Linked DNA regions of Homo sapiens: regions 1, 2, 3 and 5 are each linked to region 4. A link is a contact called in ENCODE Hi-C or POLR2A ChIA-PET data. All regions are on one chromosome and are shown on one strand. The core of a region is the stretch at or near the end of the contact, and the rest is flanking DNA. Distances in the headings are between cores, read along the strand shown.

Region 1 (4,300 bases), core at 1,556-4,055, 1.0 Mb after region 4:
ACGGAGTCTCGCTCTGTCGCCCAGGTCGGACTGCGGACTGCAGTGGCGCAATCTCGGCTCACTGCAAGCTCCGCTTCCCGGGTTCACGCCATTCTCCTGCCTCAGCCTCCCGAGTAGCTGGGACTACAGGCGCCCGCCACCGCGCCCGGCTAATTTTTTGTATTTTTAGTAGAGACGGGGTTTCACCTTGTTAGCCAGGATGGTCTCGATCTCCTGACCTCATGATCCACCCGCCTCGGCCTCCCAAAGTGCTGGGATTACAGGCGTGAGCCACCGCGCCCGGCCTATTATCATCTTGCTTAGCAGGTTATTAATTTATTTCCCTAGTTGCTGGTTGCAGGGTGCCTGGAATTTCCCTTGAAGGGACTCACAATTTTTCCTTTATTTTCATGCTTAAGGAGGGATCCCAGTAGGCTATGAAGAGGAGGAGTCCATGTTCTGTTTCACCATCATCTTGTTCACTTGCTTACTGAAACCCTCTGACACAGTGGGTTAATGAAGATTCATACAGGACACAAATATTTGTACATTTGATATCCATTCTAAGAGATCTATCCACATACGAGCTAGTTCCATCAATAATCTCTTTGTCACCAATCCTCCAAGTCCTTCCTTCCTTCCTTTTTCCCTGTCTCCCTCTTTTCCTTTCTTTCTCTCTCTTTCTTTCTTTTCTTTCCTTCTTTCTTTCTTTTTTCTTTCTTTCATTCTTTCTCTTTCTTTCCTTCCTTCCTTCCTTCTTGCTTGCTTTGTCTTTCTTTCTTTCTTTCTGTCTTCTTTCTTTTTGTTTTATTTCATCTTAATTTTTTTAGCTTATGGCATAACCCACAGCCGAGTTAGTATCCCAATATGCCTGCTTCTAGATTCAGGTAATCCTTAACCTTTTTGGTTGATTTTGCAGTCAGTATTTCTTGTCTTTGAGTTGGTGTGGCATTTTCAATATTCAGTACGGATTCCCAGTTATATGTTAAAAATAATCCCTTCTGTCCCAGGATACTCATCAAAGTACTGCTATAGTGGAATCTTCCCGGAAACAGACAAATGAAAGCCAGTCTCTCTCAGGGCTAACCATTGTGAAGTCCAACGTGCTGCCCACTTGACTCTGGGCTGGAGCCTGCCTGAGCCCTATAGTTGACCCACTTAGCAAGCACATATAAACCAGTGAGAGACCCTAACCAACTGCCAGTGAGACATTTAAGAAGTTTCATACAAATATTAAATTGCATTTACTTGTCACAGATGGTCATACAAAATGGAAAAGAATAACATATTTAAACAGTCTATTCAAGTCCAAGAGAAATTGAGCATTTACTCTCATTTCATAGTTTGTTAGGAAAGTTTGTAATGAGGGATTTGCAAGTGAACATGGTATGGTGGAAAAAGTGATGAGGATTTTTGAGCAAATTTTCTGCATGTTAGTGCTCTTATTGATTATATACTTATTGGATATTTGAAAGAAAAAGAAGTAAAGCATAAAGCTTGGGTTTATTTAATGCCCTCAGAAGGCTAGGTTGAGGAAAATAATAAAGAAATTTTCCGAGCTACTACCGTTTTGGAGTTAAAACAGATCATGGAGCCTCCATTAACACACAAGATACTTTCTTACTGCTTTAATAAAATAAATGATAAGATTCTGTTAAAACAAACAGAATATAGTTTAATCTACGTGACACCATCATTCTGGTTGGCATAGTAAAACTGATGAATGACTAACAGTACCTACAATTACGCTCTTTTGTACCAATAAAATTTATTTAAGGCTGGGCATGGTGGCTCATGCCTGTACCAGCACTTTGCCAGGCGGAGGTGGGAGGATCACTTGAGGTCAGGAGTTAGAGACCAGCCTGGCCAACAAAGCGAGACCCTGGTCTCTACCCCCCTCCCCCAAAAAAAATGCTGGGCATGGTGGTATGTGACTGTAGTCCCAGCTACTCAGGAGGCTGAGGCAGGATTGCTTGAGCCAGGAGTTGCAGTCTGCAGTGAGCTATGATGGTGCCACTGCACTCCAGCCTGGGTGACAAATTTATTTAATTGGTTTTGGTTTGATTTTGTATTATTATTACTAAAACTCCAGAAAACTTTTACAGCAAAAAAAAAAAACAACAAAAAACAAAAACAAGAAAGAAAGAAAAGGAAAGGAGGATGGGAGAAAGGCAGGAAGGGAGGGAGGAAGGTAGGAAAAGAGGAAGGGAGGGAGGAAAGAAGGCAAGCACGCAGGCAGATGCCTAAATAAAGAATACATAGGGGCCTGGACAAATAAATTGCTTTATGGACTGTTATGCACCCATACAATAAGTTAGACTTACATGATGAGTAAAGCTTTTTAGGATACATGAAGTGAAAACGTTAAAATAAGCGGGGGAGAAAAGGCTAAATATAAAATAATGCCATTGTGTGTGTGAGAGAGGATCACAATGATATACAAATTCCAGGCTAACGGTGACAGTGGCTGCCTCGGGGAGTGGGACTAAGGAGGGGTAGGTGGGGTTTGACATTTTACTTTATTAATTTTGGTATTGTCTGAGGGTTTTTAAACCATAAATAATGTATTAATTTTAAAAATGCTTTTAAAAATCATCATTTTCAATAGTTAACGGTCTATGCTTCATCAACGTTTTCCGTTTAAAACCTGTGTGCGGCCCACACACGTATGACATTCTGATTATGTGATTCACTGCTGAAAAAGAACTGGACGCCAGGAAATTGGGGGTTGAGTCCGAAGCAAGGTGAACGCCGGACATCGAGACATGGAATCCTAGACCGGCCCGGAAGTGCCTCTGCTCCGTCCGCCTTCGAGGAGAGGTCGGCATCTTTGTTCCCTGCCCGGCCATTGTTCGTGCCGCGCTTCTAGCAACGCCGGGCCGGTAACCCCCTCTCCCTCCTTGCGCGTTCCGGGTCTCGTGAGTTGGCTGTGGGGACCGGGAATGGAGGCGGGTCAGGGAGGGTGGGGCTGGAAAAGGGGTGTGGAAAGTGAACCTCAGCCGCTGGGAAGTGGGAGCCGGAGGAGGGGGCGGCGGTCAGTGCCGGGCGGCTTCGGGCGTCCCCTAGACCAGAGTGGTCATCCCCAGCTGTGGGGACATTGTACAAGAAAGGGTTGTAGGAGGACTGCGAGGCTGAAGGGTCACCTCGGTGAATAACGACAACAGGCTTAGGACTCAGGGAAAGAAACACCCGGGAGAGGAAGTTAAGGACAATTAAGACTTTGGCAGCCTTCACGATGGAGAACCTGTATACCCTCTTACCTCTAGATTCTGAAAGCAAATTAAGGGGCGTTGAATGGACTGGTTTTCAAGCGCAGAATGTAGCAGTTCCCGATTCCCTTTTCCTTAGTTCATTGATTCTCAAACCTTATAATACATACAAATCACTGAGGAGCCCGTTAAAGGGCATATTCTGGGTCTCCCTGTACTTCTCTCCACCTCCCAATTCAGATTCCCCAGATGTCTGCCATAGGGCCTTTCAAGCTGGAATTCAGCTGCTGCGCTGTGCTTCCTGGCATTTTGGAGACACACATTTTGGGAACACCCCCATGGGTTTCAGGTGCTTCCTGCGTCTGTGGAGAAAACTTTTCCCTTGGGCTTCTTTGGCTTCTTAGGATTGTCCTCAAAAAGAAGTTGACCTTGGGCAATCTACTTAACTTTCCCTGGCTTCCATTTCTTATCTAGTGAAATAATTATTATAATAAAACCTCAGTGGGTAATTGTGAGGATGAAATATAGTCTTGTATCTGAAAGCATATTGTAGACTTGTGCAGTGTTGACTGTTATTCTTCAGTAGCAGCAGGGCGGTGTGGAAAGCTCCAGGACTTGGAATCCACCTAAGCCTTTCTTTCTGTAAATTTAGTGAAAATAATACTAACCTTAAATGGTTGTTTTGAAGATTAAGAAAACTGAAGTAAATAGTAAAGTAAATGTTGGTTCGTTCATTTAGTCGACAGTAACAATATTTCCATTTATTCTTTCTCTAAGTTGATGTTTATACAGTGAGTTCAAACTTTTTATTCAGACTTTCTGAGTGATCGGTGCAGTCCCTAATTCATGGGCTGTTTTCCTCCATGAACTCTGTGAAGCATTATTGCTATTTCTTCTTCACATAAAGAAATCAAGATTGAAAGAAGATTTAAAAACTTGGCACAAGGTCACACAACTAGTAAATATTAGGATCAGAATAAAACCTAGGTCTGGGTCAGCTGTGGTGGCTGACGTAATCCCAGCACTTTGGGAAGCCAAGGTGGGAGGATCACTTAAACCCAGGAGTTTGAGGTTGCAGTGAGCTGTGATTATGCCACTGCACTCCAGCCTGG
Region 2 (4,234 bases), core at 534-3,033, 1.1 Mb after region 4:
ATGCAGAATTTGATGTGTCCCCACTGTCCTTCACCGAAATAAAAACATGGCAGAAAGAGCATAAAAGAGAATGTTTTCATTCATGAGAATGTTTTCATTCACGTCAGCATAATTAACAACAGCAACAAAGAGATCATGTAAATCACAAATCATGTGTGTTGTAAAATAAATCCCAAAGGATACCAATTACGATGACAAGAAAACAGAAGAAGACCTTAAATACCATGAGGAAACAGTCAAATCCAGAAATGGGGATGCACTACAGGAAGACTGGAAGAGCCTCCTTTTAAACAAGGCAATGGGATGGGAGGAAGGGAGGCAAAGAGTAAAATTGCCCTAGGTTAAGACTCAACTACATGCAGTGAGTGGTCTATGATTGGATCCTAGTTGGTACAAACAGGTATAAAAGACATCTGTGGGACAACAGGGGGTGGAAGGATTTAAACATGAACTAGGTGTTAGGTGAAGCGCCTACACTTAGTTGGGTGTGCTAATAATCTTGTGGTTATGTAGGGAAATGTCCCCAATTTTTAGAGATGCATTAGAAACTAGAGGTGACAAGTTATGAGGTTGGTGGTTTTTACAATATTTAAAGAAAACATATGCGACAAACATTGCATAATGTTGACTTATTAAATAAAAATTACGTGTATATAGGAAATAAGGCTTTTGACAGGGAGAGACCCTTCTCTACCTCTGGACCTCGGTTTCGCCGCAAAGCTCCGACCTCTCTAGGGGTCTCTCCCACCACCCTGTGAAAGGGCTACCTAGCTTGCCTTAGGTGGATAGCAAGGGAAGGGTCCCTGGAGAGCCTGCCCCCGCCCATGATTTAGTGTCTTATCCCCACATAACATAAAACTAAGCCTGGGGAAAAAATCAGGTTGCAGGCACCGATAAGGGAACTAGCACAGGGTGTTGTGCCTAGAGATATGCCCACGGCTGCATAGATAGAAAAACCTCGGGCCCATTTGGATAAAAACTTGCACAGAACCTCCAGCTCACTCAGATAAGGGAACAAGGCCTGACACATAATGCCTTTGTCCTTTGTATAGTCAGCAGGTTCCCAGGAAAAGTTTCTTCTCCTTTTGTGGGTATGGACACGGTGGGTTCTGGTAGGTTCCGGCAGGCGCTCTACTTTCCTTTATTAGGACTATAAGCCCAGCTTCTGTGAATCATCACCTCAGCCCCTGATTGGTCCGGGGCCAAACTTTCACTTCGGCTTCTGATAGGTCCTGGGCCAAGCTAAGCAGCAGCTATGAATCATCATTTCAGCTCCTGATTGGTCCCGGACCAAGCTGAGTCAAGCGTTCGCCAGGACAGCCCGCAGACTAAGCGCATTCCCTCTCCTTTCCAGTCCATAAAAACCCCAGAACGGGCCCCATAATGGGTACTCCCGGTCGGGACCCCTTCTCTGCTGGCAGAGAGCTTTTTCCTTTCGCTTATTAAACTTTCGCTCTAACCTCACCTTTGTGTCTGCGCTCCTTTATCGTCTTGGAGGCAGGACAAAGAACTCCGGGCGTTATCTCAGACAAAGAAAGGCTGTTTAATCTTCAGGATAAGGGGCGGGACCTCCACCTACTCCACGGGGGCTTCAGGCCAGTGAATGTGTAGGGGCGGGGGTCACGCCTGCGCAGACGTTCCCTCCCCGCCTACTCCAAGGCACAGACCTGAAATCTTCTGGGAACCTGGCGGGTCGCGACAAGGGGCCAAGACTCACCTTCGGGGCACCGGCAAGCTACGGAACAGGTGGCGGGGCTGCAGCACCCCAATGACCGATCAACCGCAAAGGCCGGAAATGCGTCAGCCGTTCTGAGCCCACTGGCTGAAGCCAGGCAACTCTTTCCTTTCTAGGAATTCCAGAGGTGGCTGCTGCTTGGTGACTCCCTTATTGCAAACCCCGGGGCCAAAAATCCCAGTCCCACTGGGTGCGAGGCGGAGAAATCCGGCGAGGCATTTCTATGGGGAGCGGCCCCCAGCATTTAGGAGTTAGATGGTCATCGAGACCCAAAACATTAGAGCCGGAAGGTGTTAGGAAGATATAAACGTAGAGAGCGAGTAACAGGAGGCAATTCCACGGCCAAACAGGTTTATTTACAGGAAAAGCCTGCGAAGAGTTCCAGTTAGGAATCTGGCTGAGATCCTGATCGCTTACAAGCTGAGGCTTTTATAATAAAGTTTCTGTTGGGGAGGGGTTGGGGAAGTGCTGGCTAGTTGGAACTGTTTGGACACTTTCCAACTGGGGACAGATGTGGTTAGGGCCGTTAGGCTCTGTTGCGGTTAGAGCTGTTATGCTCTGTTGAAGCTATGGACGGGGTTGACATTTGCTTTGTTTCTTGAGAACACAGTCATCAAGGTTGTAAAATGGCATCACTATTGTTAGTCCTCACAGAAGGGACTTCATACTTTTTCTGTCTCTAATACTTACCTATTCTTCCCCGAGTCTGTCCACTTCCTCTGGTCTCTTTGACATCACAAAGGAGAGATGGTAATGGTGGGGACGAGAATACAGAGTTGTTTTTGTTGTGGTTTTGTTATTTTGTGTTTTACACTCAAACCTCTGTCTTCTGGAATCCCAAAGTCTAGAAGAAGAGCGTGTAAACAAGTAACTGCGTAAAACAGACGTGCATGTGAAATGAAGTAAAATAAAATAAGTGCTTGTAAATCGATGAGAATAGCCTCTGGAACATGCTAAGTACGTATGTAGGAAATAAATGTATGTATTAGTTTGAATTCGTGGCGTGGAAGAGAGAGGAAAACTAATGGGGCAAAACAAGACTCAGCAGGAATCTGCCAGTGTACACTGGAAAAGGAGCAAAGGAAATAAATTTCTGGGAGAGGGAATCAAATGTACAAAAGCAGAACTGGGGTGAAATCCTTTGGTACATCCAAAGAACTGGGCTGATCAGCATGACTGGAGAGTGGTATATGTGGCAGGGGCACCAGCTCTTACTTTTTTTGGATCCCTAACCAAGGAATTTGAGCAGTCTGATCAAATTTACATCTAGAAATGTTATCTTGGCAGCCATGTGGGGATGGACTGTAAGGAAATGAGACTACAGGCAGGGAGACCAGCTAGGAGACTACTACAAGAATCCAGGGTAGAGAGAGTGAGGGCCTGAATCAAGGCAGTAGCAATAGAAATAGAGAAGACAGATAATACATGTTAAGAGGTTGAATTGATTTTTTACAACTCATTCATTAATTATATAGATTCCCATTGAATGCGATCTTTGTGCCAAGGGCTTGCTGGATATAATAATAATGAAGGACACAAGGTCCTCATCCTCATGGGGTTTATAATGTAACAAGGAATACAGACAGAAAGAGACCCAGCTTATACAATTCAAGAGACCTTATTTGAGAAAAGGAATACAAAATTACAAGTACAAACATAGATATGAAAATGGAGACTTAAGTCAGGTGTAATAGCTCACGCCTGTAATCCCAACACTTTGAGAGGCCGAGATGGGAGGATCTCTTGAGTCCAGGAGTTCAAGACAAGCCTGGGCGACATAGTGAGACTCTGTCTCTGCAAAAAATAAAAAATATTATCCAGGCACAGTTACTCATGCTATTAGTCTCAGCTACTGGGGAGGCTGAGCAGGGATAATCACCAGCTGCAGTAGCCATGATCGTGCCACTGCACTCTAGCTTGAGTGACAGACTGAGACCCTGTCTCCAAAATTAAATAAATAAATAAATAAAGAAGGAAAAAGAAAAAAAACAAAAATGGAGATTTAGAATGGAAAATAGGCCAGGCGTGGTGGTTCACGCCTATAATCCTAGCACATTGGGAGGCTGAGGCAGGCAGATTGCATGAGCTCAGGAGTTCAAGACCAGCCTGGGCAACGTGGTGAAACCCCATCTCTACCCAAAATACAAAAATTAGCCAGGCATTGTGGCACATGCCTGTGGGTCTGAGGTGGGAGGATTGCTTGAGCCTGGAAGGTGGGGTTTTCAGTGAGCTGAGATTGTGCCACTGCACTCCAGCGTGGCTGACAGAGTGAGATCCCATCTCGAAAAATAAATAAATAAATATAGAATGGAAAATACATTCTTTACATCACATTACAATTTTTTTTGTAATTGTAATGATAATTACAATTACAAAACGAGACAGAACAGGGTCTCGTTCTGTCAACTAAGCTGGGGTGGAGTGGTGTGATCACTGCAACCTTAAACTCCTGTGCTCAAGCAATCCTCTTGCTTCTGCCTCCCAAAATGCTGGGATTAA
Region 3 (4,209 bases), core at 91-2,590, 1.7 Mb after region 4:
AAACAAAATGTTATATATATATGCGAATGCAGAGAAAAAAGAAATGTAAAAAATACAATAAATTTTTCACGGTGATTACATTTGCGAGAGGAACGTACAGCTTTCATATTTCATTCAATGGTTAAAATGGTACTCAATTTTGACTGACAAAACGGTAATGATCAGATGCCAAAACGAGTGTGAATGTGCATAATTTACGAAAGACATTTTTGAGAACTGGTTACATGAGTTTTGAAAATAGGAGAGCAGAGGACCTGTGTAAGATTTTTAAAGAGACTGCACTGTCACGAGCCACAGCGTTGTGAGATTGGTAGGAAAGTGCTCCAGGAAATATCTAGGGGAGGGCTTGGATCTGAGACACAGAGTGTGAGCCTGGTCGAGAAGCGGGAAAAGAACCCGCCCAGAGCCCCTTCTCTCCATTCCCTCGGCGAGGCAGGAAGCTATCTGCGTTCCGAATCCCGCGACATCAGGATTATCTCGCACTGCAGCACAGAGACCAATCGCTAGTAACCTCTGCCTTTAATTAGGCGTTTTTTGGCCCAAATCTCGCGGCTTCGTAAAAATATCGCGATGCTTCCGCTTTTAATGTTTTTAGTTTGGACAAGCCCTTTGAGATAAATTTAAAAGCCAATTCTTTTTTTTTTTTTTTTTTTTTGAGACGGAGTGTCGCTCTGTCCCCAGGCTGGAGTGCAGTGGCGCGATCTTGGCTCACTGCACGCTCCGCCTCCCGGGTTCACGCCATTCTCCTGCCTCATTCCCGAGTAGCTGGGACTACAGGCGCCCGCCACCACGCCCAGCTATTTTTTTTGTATTTTTAGTAGAGACGAGGTTTCACCGTGTTAGCCAGAATGGTCTCGATCTCCTGACCTCGTGATCCACCCGTCTCGGCCTCCCAAAGTGCTAGGATTACAGGCGTGAGCCACCGCGCCCGGTACCTAAAAGCCGATTCTTAAAAATATACGTTGGTAATTGTTTATGCCTACTGCTGAGATCAGGATATCTCTAAAGTAAGGAGAGGAAAAAGAAAAGTATGTGTCAGAAGTGGGATTCGAACCCACGCCTCCATTGGAGACCAGAATCCCCACCGCGGAGGAAGCTTAGCTTGAGTCTGGCGCCTTAGACCACTCGGCCATCCTGACACACTGCATAACAGCCCTGATTTTTGCACTAAAATAGAGATCAACAAGCAATGATTCTGTGTCGTGCACGCACGCAGAAACGCGATGACGTCAGGGTTGCTTGGTAACAGAAGGGCAGAAAGCCACTTGTGGATTGAAAAAGCAAAAGGGTTCGCAGGACTAGAAAATGTTTCTGCATAAAACTGGATCAAGTCTCTTACGGGCCTTATAACTGTTATCGCCATCTCGAAAAACGTGTGCGGGTTTTTTTTTTTTTTTTTTTTGCTCCCAGCCTGCCCAGATTTCAGGAAGGAAAGAAGATCTTTTGCTTCTTCGGTCGCTGGGTCGGCTCTCCAGTGTCTGATGTTTACTGAAATCTTGATCGTGGTTAGCCTCCCCCAGGACTTCATTGTTTGGAAGATGGTGAGGAACAAAACAAAACCCTAACAAAAGACCCCGGTTCTATAGGAAGGTCCCCTTTTAGCCCCTCTATTTTGGTTCCATTTGTCACTGCCTTGCCACTCGTCGAAGTTTGTCTTGGGCTCTAAAAGTGGTAGCCGGGAACGGCTGGGAAGGTCTCCACAGGGACCACCACATGGGCAAGGCTGGTGTCCGCGCCGAGGGATCGGCGATCCCAGGTCCGGGGAAACTCCGCGAGCGACGCGCTCGCCCGCGGCCTTCCTTGTCGCTCTCGGATGTTCCCGATTAATGGGCTCCAAGTGACCACTGCCAGGTCGGGGAACACAGCGGTAGTTTTTAAGGGGAGTGCACCACATCGCCTGATCCACTTTTCTGTTTCTCAGCCTTCGCCAAGCAATCTGAGCTCCAGGCCGGGAAGCCCCAAGGTCACAAATTTTAATGGAGCCCTGAAACTAAACAGAAATCATCCCTCCCACTAGAACAAGAGCCCCTAGAGGCCAGCGACACCGCTAAAATAACATGTGTAGACCAATGCCGTCCAGGTAACAGTGCCTGGCAAACACGGTAGAGGTTCAATAAATACATTTTAACTCAACCGTCTTAACTCTTGTATTTGGGGCTGTGAGGTTCAGATAGAGGAAATATAAAGTTGGATATTTTAATTAGATTTTGTCCTAATAGCTTACTTTTTGTATTTGTTAATATAAAAAAAATTTCCTTTTTGTAAGGCAAAGTTAGGTCTCTTTTCTGCATGGAGAAATAACTGAGTTTCAGTAGGCTCTATCTTAATTTCCACAGACTTCCTTGGTTTCATATCCTATTTTTGATAGAGAGAAAATTAGTAGTGAGAAGTACAGTGAACACTGGTTCCCCAGTCTCCCTCCAATACATGAGATTTGTATATTTTCTTTCGATTGGAAGGAAATTGTCCAGGAAGTGATTCCCAACATGGCAACTGTAATCTTACCCTAACTATAATTATTTTTTTCTAATTGCAAAGTACACACAAATTGTAGAACATACAAACATGTCAAAAATTAAAATCATCCATAATCTCACTAGTCAGAGGTAACTATTAACATTTTTATATATTTAGTCTTTCATATGGTATACATTTTCCAAAAATGGTCATGTGTAGTAAATAATTTGCTAACTTGCTTTCTAAATGAATATATTATGAATATATACTTGCTAAGTACTATATTTTGCATAAATCTTAATTCCTGCACATATTCCATATCAAAGTGGTATTCTTGAAAACTGGATTATTTCTAATTTTTTATTTTCATCAGCAATGCTGTAAAAACTATCCTTACATAAATATTTTCAAACATCCACGATTATTTCCTTAAATTTCTAAAAGTGAAACCATTACATCAAATTTTTTTTTTTTTTTTTTTTTTTTGAGACGGAGTCTCGCTCTGTCACCCAGGGTGGAGTGCAGTAGCACGACTTGGCTCACTGCAACTTCCACCTCTCGGGTTCACACCATTCTCTTGCCTCAGCCTCCCGAGTAGCTGGGACTATAGGCGCCCGTCACGACGCCCGGCTAATTTTTGTATTTTTAGTAGAGACGGGGTTTCACTATGTTGGTCAGGCTGGTCTCGAACTCCTGACCTCTTGATCCGCCCGCCTCAGCCTCCCAAAGTGCTGGGATTACAGGCGTGAGCCACCGCGCCCGGCCTACATCAATGTTTATCCAGTTTTTGTTTGTTTGTTTTGACGGAGTTTTGCTCTGTTGCCCAGGCTGGAGTGCAGTGGCATGATCTTAGCTCACAGCAACCTATCTCCCAGGTTCAAGTGATTCTCGTCTCAGCCTCCCGAGTAGCTGGAACTACACGCATGAGCCATCACACTCAGCTAATTTTTTTTTGTATTTTTAGTAGAAACAGGGTTTCACCATGTTGGTCAGGCTGGTCTCAAACTCCTGACCTCAAATGATGTGCCCGCCTCGGCCTCCCAAAGTGCTGGGATTACAGGCGTGACCCACCGCTCCTGGCACATTTTAATAGGTAACAAATGATATAGCGCCCCCCCTTTTTTTTCTGATTTGATTATTAGTGAGGTCCAATATTCATGTTTAAAGGATTTTTATACTCCTTCCTCAGTAAATTGCTTACCAAATTTTTATGAGGTGTCCATCTTTCCTTATTGATTTGTAAGACTTATTTTATGAAAAGTAAACTCTTGGGATACAGTTTCTATTTACCAAGAACCCAAGCAGAAATTCCTATCTCTTATTAACAAGAATCCCATTATGTCCCTTAAACATTTAGTTACTTCCATCTTACAGAAACTAGAAGCTATACAATTAACAATGTTCCCATGTCAATTTTTAAAACCCAACTGTGGCCCACATTTAGTGTCCTCGTAGTTTTCATACTATAGATTCACTTCTAATCCTGGTCATTTTTTGTGCCATCTTTTTTTTTAATGAGACGGAGTCTCGCACTGTCACCCGGGTTGGTGTGCAGTGGCGCAATCTCGGCTTGCTTCAAGCTCTGCCTCCCAGGTTCAAGCAATTTTCCTGCCTCAGCCTCCCAAGTAGCTGGGACTACAGGCTCGTGCCACCATGCCCAGTTAATTTTTGTATTTTTAGTAGAAATGGGGTTTTTCACTATGTTGGCCAGGCTGGTCTTGAACTCCTGACCTCGTAATCTGCGTGCCTGGG
Region 4 (4,175 bases), core at 1,198-3,697:
TGTTTCCAACGATAGGGAGGAGGCGGTAAATATCTGCCCTTGCGAGGGTTCCTTTCAGGCCAGGGCCTGATCCACCCGTGGGCAGTGGTAAACCCATAGAGGAGCCAGCAGAGCCCCGGAGTCACCCCGTGCCTGCTGTCTTGTGGACCCTACAATTCTCCCATTTCTTTTATACTTTTCTACTCCTTTGATTCATCCGAAGTTATTGACTCATTTACTCTCTCTCTCTCTGTCTATATACAGGTATGTATCTCATACTTGAAGGACATTTTTTCCCTTTTTTTGTTTTGTTTTTGAGAAAGGAGAGCCATATCTTTCGATGAGCCAGGTCAACTATTTACTTATTTTTGTTTTGTAATTTGTAAATTTTGTTTTTAATTTAAAGATAGGCACAAGATTGGCTGGCGCGGTGGCTCACGCCTGTAATCCCAGTACTTTGGGAGGCCGCGGCGGGGAGATCACGAGGTCAGGAGATCAAGACCATCCTGGCCAACGTGGTGAAACCCTGTCTCTATAAAATACAAACAAAATTAGCCAAGCGTGGTGGCACGCACCTATAGTCCCAGCTTCTCGGGAGGCTGACGGAGGAGAATGGTGTGAACTCGGGAAGCCGAGGTTGCAGTGAGCTGAGATTGCGCCACTGCACTCCAGCCTGGGCAACAGAGCGGGACTCCATCTCAAACAAACAAACAAAAAAAGATAGACACAAGATCATGTTTCTTATCTTTAGCACACTTCATTAACTCTGTTTCTGCATCTACCATGTGAAATAGTAGTTGTCTTTATTTGCTTTGTTGACTAGTAGAAATTTGATGGAAGATGAATGGTAAAACCAAAATTATTTTTTTACTACAGTACTTCTCGGTGGTACCTTCTCTTCTCTTTGTGCTTTACTGCCCCTCCTGCAGCTTTCCAAACCCTGAGAGATTGAGCTCTGCTGACCCAACAGGGTGTCAGCTGTTTGGGTTGCTGGACATTCTCTTGAAGATACATTGGGAAAAAGGCTTATGGGGCCATAAACTGGCAATAAAAATATGGGAGAGTAAGTTGTGGAAAGCCACAAGAGGCCTCTGAAGAGGAAAGCCTTCTTATCGCCATTATGTTCCCATGCTCTGAGTGCAACCTGCTCTCTTATCTATAAACACTGTGTTCAAGAAGAAAGACACTCCTTTGAAGCGTTGGAATGTAGACAGACGTGCAGGCTCCTAGTTAAGCCCGCTCCCACTAGCTACTCTCCAATAAGTTAAAGATACGCTGTTTGGGCACAAAGGAGATTCATTTAAACCGCTATTGCTATAGATTACGCCTGTAACACGCTGCCTCCCTTTCACCATTTCGCCCTAAATGTCTGCTTTTTGGATCTAAGTGATTGTACTCAATAAATAGTGTGGAGACCAGAGCTGGGCGCCTTTTGCAGCCTCCATTTTGCAATTGGCCCCCTGGCCCCCACTCTTTATACACTCTTAACCTGTCTCTTCTCATTCCTTTGTCGCCACCGGACTTTAGGTACCCTAAGGGTGGTATTGAGGCTGGTCCCCAACATTCTGGTGCCCAACGTGGGGCTCGAAAGAATCTGATGAAGGAATGCTCGAGCGTGTGAAACGGAGGGCTGATGGACGAAGGACTCCCGAGGACGAAAAAGTTTTTAAGCTCTGCAGGTAAGCAGGGCACTTGGAGAAAGCCAGGGACACAATGGGGAAAACTGAAAGTAAGTACACCACGTATTTGAGCTTGCTAGGGCGGCTGTTGAAGCGTGATGGCGTAAAAGTTGGTACAAAAAATCGTATGAATTAATTTCATGCTGTAGAACAATTTTGCCCTTGGTTCCCTGAACAGGGAACTTTGAAATTAAGAGATTGGGAAAGAGTTGGAAAGGACCTTTAAAAAGCACGTAGAGAAGGAAAGGAAATTCGTTTGCCTGTTTGGTCAGTTTGGTCATTGGTGCGTGCCGCACTGGAGCCATTTCAGACAAATGATGAGGCTGAGTCAGAGGAGGAGAAGGAGGAGTTTGATAATCAGGACTCTGAAACGCCTCTACCGAGTACTAGCCAAAAGGAGAGTCCGGAAGTAATTTATGCCAATCCCCCCAGTCTTCCTAAACCTATTCAGAAACTCATTCAGCTCAGGGTTCCTCAAGAGGAATGTCCGGAATGGCCACCTCCTCCTCAGCCGAGTGAGTGCAGGCGGAGGGAGCCTGAGACTCCGCTGCCGAGACTCGGCTGGCCGCGCTCATTATTGCCCGACCCGCAGTTCATTATGGAGAGGGGGTAATTCAGGTTCGCCCTGCAGTTCATTACAGTGAAGGAGCAATTTCCCTTAAAATGGATGACCCAGCGCCCTGTCTGGGTCGAACAGTGGCCTAAGGAAAAATTGGGGGCGCTTTATGAAATAGTTAAAGAACTACTAGAAAAAGGATATATTTCACCCACTTTCTCTCCTTAGAATTCCCCAATAGTTGTAATTAAGAAAAAGTCCGGTAGATGGCACATGCTGACCGACTTGCGAGTGGCCAACGCTGTAATTCAACCGATGGGAGCCTTACAACCTGGGCTCCCATCCCCCACTATGCTCCTTAAAGACTGGCTGCTCATTATTATAGATTTAAAAGACTGCCTTGTTTTACAATTCTTTTAGCAGAGGCAGATTTCGAAAAATTTGCCTTTACTGTCCCTGCCATTAAAAACAAAGAACCTGCAGCCAGATATCATTAGAAGGTTTTACTCCGGGGTATGTTAAACAGTCCCACAATCTGTCAAACTTTTGTAGGCAGAACTATCCAGCCTGTTAGAGATCAATTTCCAGATGTGTGCAGCAAAAAATAGAGATCAACCTATTCAATGTTATTCATCTTTACAAAAGGCAATTACAAACGCTGAATTGCGTATAGCACCTGACAAAATTCAAACAACCACTCCTTTTCAGTATTTGGGGATGCAAGTACAGGATACAGCCATTAAGCCTCAAAAGGTTCAAATTTAAAAAGATTATTTAAAAACCTTAAATGATTTTCAAAAATTGTTAGGAGATATTAATTGGATTCGGCCCACCTTAGGAATTCCTACTTATGCTATGTCTAATCTCTTCTCAATATTGAGGGGAAATTCCAACTTACAAAGTAACAGAGAACTAACACCGAGGCCATAAAAGAGTTAAAAGTAATTGAAGACAAAAATTCAACAAGCCCAGGTCAGTAAGATTGACTCAGACTCGCCTTTACAATTCATTGTGTTCCCTACTTCACATTCCCCAATGGGGGTTACTGTTCAAAATAATGATTTAGTTAAATGGTCTTTTTTTGCCACATAATACCATAAAAACACTCACAGTATATTTAGATCAGATGGCAATTCTAATTGGACAGGCTCGTCACGAATTGTTAAACTTTGTGGCACTGAGCCCAATAAGATTATAATTCCAATAAATAAAAATCAGGTAAAACAGGCATTTATTAACTCAGTTACATGGCAAGTTAATTTAACAGAATTTGTTGAATGTATTGATAATCATTATCCTAAAAATAAAATTTTCCAGTTTTTAAAATTAACTACATGGGTTCTTCCAAAAATTCCTTGTGATGCTCCTTTGGAAGGAGCTGTGACTGTTTTTACTGGTGGGTCTAGTAAACATTAAAAAAAGCGACAGTCTGGTGGAGACCACATAATCCAATCACTCGATCTGAATTTACTAACATTCAAAAAGCTAAGGTTATTCTGTTTAATTATTAAAGAACTTTTACAGCCTTAAGTTCGCTCTGGAGCCCAGTCTGTGTGTTCTTTTTCTTCAACTTCAGCAATTGCTAAACCAAGATACACATCCTATTTTTATTACACACATTCGAGCTCACAGCTCTCTGCCTGGCCCATTGGCTTACGGCAATAATCAAGCAGACCTTCAGGTTATGACATCACTGCTTGACCAAGTCACCCAATCACATCAATTTTCCCACCAAAATTGAAAAACTTATCTAAATAATTTCAACTTACACAGAGGCTGGCTAAGCAAATTATCCTACAATGCCCAGATTACCAGCTCACAAGCACGTCCCCTCCTTCAACAGGTGTTAACCCTAGAGGATTAGAACCTAATCCATTGTGGCAAACAGATGTTAAACACATCCCTAAATTTTGGAAACTAAGATATGTACATATATCCATTGTTACCAACATTCATCTAAT
Region 5 (4,131 bases), core at 995-3,494, 1.2 Mb before region 4:
CTCAGCCTCCAGAATGGCTGGGACTACAGGCACGCACCACCACACATGGCTCATTTTTTTGTATTGAGACAGGGTTTCTCCATGTTGCCCAGGCTGGTCTTGAACTACTGGGCTCAAGCAATCCTCCCACCTTAGCCTCCCAAAGTGTTGGGATTACAGGCTTGAGCCACCATGCCTCGCTTCTACACTTATTTTTAATTCTAAAATAATTTATAATAATAAATATTAACAATTAGATTTAATTACTGATAAATATTAAATGTTAAATAGGTTTTATTAAATAATTAAATAAAAATGAAAATAATCAGTATTTCAATTTAATTACTAATTATAATTCACAGTTATCCTTGTAACTCCTAATGTCTATATAAAAGATTTTTATATTTTTTAATTCTTAAAATTTTATTATTTATTTCACACCAGGCCATCACTGTGATACATTTTTTAAAACACATTAAATTATCACCAGAAAAGTGCTGTGATGGAAAATATAAATTGAAATACCTTTTCTGGTTAGGAGAGTAATTCTGTTTTTCTGATAGAGAATAGAAGAGTCCTTCAGGCCCCTCCAAACTGTCATATTCCGGGCATCGGGTGTCCCCATCCTCACTTCAGTCCACAGGCAGGGTCCTCAGTCTTCAGCGCTCCTTCTCTTTCCCCTTTGTCTTGTGTCTCCTTGGGTCTCTTTTCTCCAAGACCTAAACTCCCTGAGGACAGGACTATTTTTTACATCTTGATGTCACTCCTGAGCACTTGCTTTAATGTGTTGGACACTGGGTCCATTAAAGATTGTATGTGAAATTATAAAAGAAACGTTTTCACCTTTCTGTGGTACAGCTATAATTTCTGGTTTCATTTACCAACTGGGTGAAAGTGGACCAGTGACACCATTTGTCTGGGCCTTCCTTTCCTGAAATATAATATTGGGGCAATAGTCCCTGGTTCTTGTAAGGTGTTCAGGCACAAAACGCTAGGCATGTAACATACTAAATGAGGTTTTCCCAGTTAATTTATATGATTGCAAAGGACGTTCATATACACGGTCTGCTAAAGAATTCTGGGGCCAATTAATCTCTGTGGCATGATGGGTAAGTCGATCCCTTCTCTGGGCGTCTATTACTTCAGAAAAGGCATGAACTCAATTTTAGGGACCACACAAAAAAATTTATTCACTATCGTGTAGGACTTGGTCATTAGAGAGCTTTTGTTTCTTTTTTTTAAAATTTTTTTTAATTTTTATTTTCGTGTATGTGAATTTAATGGAGAGCTTTTAAATAACCAGATATTTAAATAACCAGATAATACAGATGCCCGGCCTGCTCCAGACAAATTAGAAAAGTATGTAGGTGAGGAGGGACCAGCCAGAAGGCGGTTTCAGCTCTGGAGTGACACTGAACGTACTTCTCTTCCAGGGATGTCACGAGGTGTCAATTTCTCTGGCCTTACCCAGGTCCATGCCCGCCCCCAGGGGCCCCAAGAATGACTTCAGCACCCCACCCCCACCTCCCTCTCCAGATGTGGGTCCTGGGAGCGTTCAAGGCCCGTCAGTCACTCGAGCCACCCCTTGGCGGCTGGACCAAATCTTGGGCTGCCGCCTGGATCTGCAGCTGGAAAGCGCCGTGACCACCGGTGTCCCCAGCTGGAGCAGGGCGGGCTGCACGACTCGCGAGGACGCCCTGAACCGCGGCTTCCTCTTTCATAGCCGCAGGACTCGTGGTCAGAAGGCCGACTCCAAGCCTCAGCGGATCCACGAAATGGCCTCTTTGAGGCTGTGGTGAAATTTAAGATACCCTTTCCCTGCCATTGTTACTGACGTACTTCAGCAAACAGGTTAAAGTTCTGAAAGGACGTGGTCACGACTTTATATTTCTTACAGATTTGTGTCTCATGTTTTGTGCGTAAAAACCATTCGTCCTCATTTGAGATTCTCATATCCGTAATTCAGTTATACATAAAACTGAATTCAGTTATATCATAAAATGTTCCCATGCGGGGAATGATTCGTTGGGGTCTCAGCCTGAGGCCAGACGCAGCAGAGAGATCGGGAGTTGGGGGATGGCGGGCGGGGAGCGGAGAGGAGGCCGCCCGCCGCCAGACTCAGGGTCCAGCAGAGCAGCAAATGCTCCCCGGCTCCCAGCCAGGGCGCAGCTGCTGGCCTGGGGCCGCCCCTCACGCCGCAGGAGCCCCGCCCGCAGCGCCGGCCCTGCCCCTGGCCTGTGAGGGCGCCAGCGCCCCCTACAGCTTGCAGTCGCCCTGCGCGCCTCCCCGCGAGGCTTGTTTTCTAGCGCCTCTGGTGGGCCGCCTCCCGCAGGCCTGGTGTGAGCCTGGGGTCCGTTCTCACAGCTGGATCTGGGGTCTGAATGCCGCGCCCTCTGGAGAGCCACAGATGGGTCTCCGCTGATGCTTCTCTCAATTTCCTCTAAGAGCGAGAGCTCCGGGAAAGGAGCCGATCCTGGTGGAAGACTACAGGTCTGAGTCCACTGGACGAAAAACGAGGTGCGTTAAGAGACCGCGGGAGTGGGGAAATGGGGAAGTGAGGGTGGGGACTGGGCAATGGGGGCGGGACGAGAGGTCTGGGGCTGGCGGGGACAGGGCTTAAGAGAGAGCCACCCCTCCTAGCCTTGAAGCTGTACCGAGCTTCCCTGTGATATTTTAAAATGCAAAAGTACAAAAATTGAAGTAATGGAACTATGCGTACGCACCTCCTAGATTTTTAAAGGTTAACGTGTGACTGTGTTTACTTCAGATGTTCCTGAAATAAATGAAAATGACCAGTTAAAATGAAGGAAGAACGCGCTTGCGTCCCTCCTAGAGGTCAAACACTCTTCTGAGGATAGGTTGTATGCTCTCAGCGCCTCTTTTTATTAAAAGTATTAAGAAGTACTTTTCCAAATATTAGATGTAGTGTGTCATATCATTTAAACGATTTTTTTTGTTTAAAATAGTCTTTTAAAAATAATCTTTTTATTTTTAGATTTTTTTGAGACAGAGTCTCGCTGTGTTGCTCAGGCTGGAGTGCAGTGGCGCCATCTCCCCTCACTGCAACCTCTGCCTCCCAGGTTCAAGTGATTCTCCTGCCTCAGACTCCCAAGTAGCTGGGATTAAAAGCGTGAGCCACCACACCCTACCAATTTTTGTATTTTAGTAGAGATGGGGTTTCACTATGTTGTCCAGGCTGGTCTCGAAATCATGACCTCCACTAATCCACCTACCTCGGCCTCCCAGAGTGCTGAGATTACAGGCATAAGCCACCGTGCCTGGCCACTTTAATCATTTTTGTTTTTGCATCTAGTCTAAGAAATTCTGCACTAAAATTCTGCACTATTTTCTTCTAAAATTTTAAAACATTTTCTATCTGTGTCTTTGTTAGATGTAGAAACTTTTGTGTATGATATGGGGTATAGCTATAATTTTATTTTTATTCCATATGAAAGCCAGTTTCTCAGCCCAGGTAATTGAATAGACCATCCTTTCTCCACCAACTCTTAAGGCTACTTCTGCTCTATTGTGTTCATAGTAGTTTCTAGGCTTTCTGTTTTGTTGTACTGATTTCTTCACCTATTTTTGCATCAAGGCTCTCCTCTTGGGGAAATAAAACAATCCTGCCAACCAAAGACCCCTCTGGATCCTCAAACACGCCATCAGCATGGAAGGCCGCTATGGCATAGCGAGAGATAAATAGGATTCAGGCAGTGCTGTCCTTACATCGCAATCATTCAGGTAGTTAGCAGGAGCATCAATCAGTACAGATATCCAGAGCTGATGGTCTTATTTGTATGAATGCCCAGTGCATATGGGATTGGAGGGGAGGGCTTGGAGTGGGATGAGGGGCTAGTGGGATCCAGAAAGGGGCTAGTCTTCAGGTCTTCCCTGGAGAGTATGTAATCTCTTATAACTAAGTGTTGATTTTTGTTTTGTTTGTACCTTCTTTAGATATTGAAGTATTCGCTAAGGCTTAACATGTAATATATTTAAATCTTCATATGAATACGTTTATCTGATAGATTTTGGTGAGACATAAACTATGAAACAAACAGAAAGATGGAACATGAGAAAGGGTCAAGGGTGGCCTTGGTTAGGGATGGCAGCTTTTACAACTATGAGCTAAGATAAAATTTAGAAGGTTTTCTT

What was found. A loop is a pair of places that touch in the nucleus more often than their neighbours do. ChIA-PET counts read pairs that join two places held with the same protein, here RNA polymerase II (POLR2A). Pooled maps may share reads with other maps.
Region 1: a loop to region 4 is called in a pooled map, with 3 times the contacts of the local background. The contact joins the promoter of ZSCAN9 here to the enhancer-like site in region 4. A Hi-C loop is called at or near these places in 8 of 50 pooled maps. POLR2A ChIA-PET finds 5 or more read pairs at or near these places in 2 of 52 experiments (GM12878 and RWPE1).
Region 2: a pooled map shows a loop between it and region 4 (4-fold over the local background). The contact joins the promoter of ZSCAN31 here to the enhancer-like site in region 4. A Hi-C loop is called at or near these places in 1 of 168 maps with a recorded cell type or tissue (naive thymus-derived CD4-positive, alpha-beta T cell) and 9 of 50 pooled maps. POLR2A ChIA-PET finds 5 or more read pairs at or near these places in 2 of 52 experiments (AG04450 and HepG2).
Region 3: a pooled map shows a loop between it and region 4 (7-fold over the local background). The contact joins the promoter of HCG14 here to the enhancer-like site in region 4. A Hi-C loop is called at or near these places in 1 of 37 single-sample maps with no recorded cell type and 10 of 50 pooled maps. POLR2A ChIA-PET finds 5 or more read pairs at or near these places in 3 of 52 experiments (CD8-positive, alpha-beta memory T cell, activated B cell and naive thymus-derived CD4-positive, alpha-beta T cell).
Region 5: a pooled map shows a loop between it and region 4 (2.4-fold over the local background). The contact joins the promoter of LINC02980 here to the enhancer-like site in region 4. A Hi-C loop is called at or near these places in 2 of 50 pooled maps. POLR2A ChIA-PET finds 5 or more read pairs at or near these places in 2 of 52 experiments (AG04450 and activated B cell).

Annotation. Positions count from the first base shown.
Region 1 is chr6:28,222,470-28,226,769 of GRCh38, forward strand. ZSCAN9 (zinc finger and SCAN domain containing 9) reads left to right here and starts at 2,806. Exons shown (of 4, transcript NM_006299.5): 1 at 2,806-2,897. RefSeq lists an enhancer at 2,611-2,710.
Region 2 is chr6:28,334,365-28,338,598 of GRCh38, forward strand. ZSCAN31 (zinc finger and SCAN domain containing 31) reads right to left here and starts at 1,784. Exons shown (of 4, transcript NM_030899.5): 1 at 1,718-1,784. RefSeq lists an enhancer at 1,330-1,449.
Region 3 is chr6:28,895,190-28,899,398 of GRCh38, forward strand. HCG14 (HLA complex group 14) reads left to right here and starts at 1,341. Exons shown (of 2, transcript NR_104117.1): 1 at 1,341-1,541; 2 at 1,922-2,131. TRL-CAA1-1 (tRNA-Leu (anticodon CAA) 1-1) reads right to left here and starts at 1,139; the gene lies at 1,034-1,139. RefSeq lists enhancers at 1-382, 1,018-1,653 and a silencer at 444-607.
Region 4 is chr6:27,186,529-27,190,703 of GRCh38, forward strand. No RefSeq gene overlaps it. Among named protein-coding and RNA genes, the nearest start is that of TRI-AAT5-2, 11 kb to the left of the region's middle. RefSeq lists a cis regulatory region at 1,814-2,700 and an enhancer at 1,909-2,474. Within about 2 kb of position 2,448, at least 34 of the 41 ENCODE cell types and tissues checked have a DNase peak (open chromatin) inside an H3K27ac peak, as active enhancers do; they include GM12878, where a contact is called at or near this core.
Region 5 is chr6:25,990,423-25,994,553 of GRCh38, forward strand. It overlaps LINC02980 (long intergenic non-protein coding RNA 2980), which reads left to right and starts at 2,245. Exons shown (of 3, transcript NR_186645.1): 1 at 2,245-2,496. It overlaps TRIM38 (tripartite motif containing 38), which reads left to right. Exons shown (of 8, transcript NM_006355.5): 8 at 1-809. RefSeq lists a silencer at 2,054-2,363 and an enhancer at 2,354-2,563.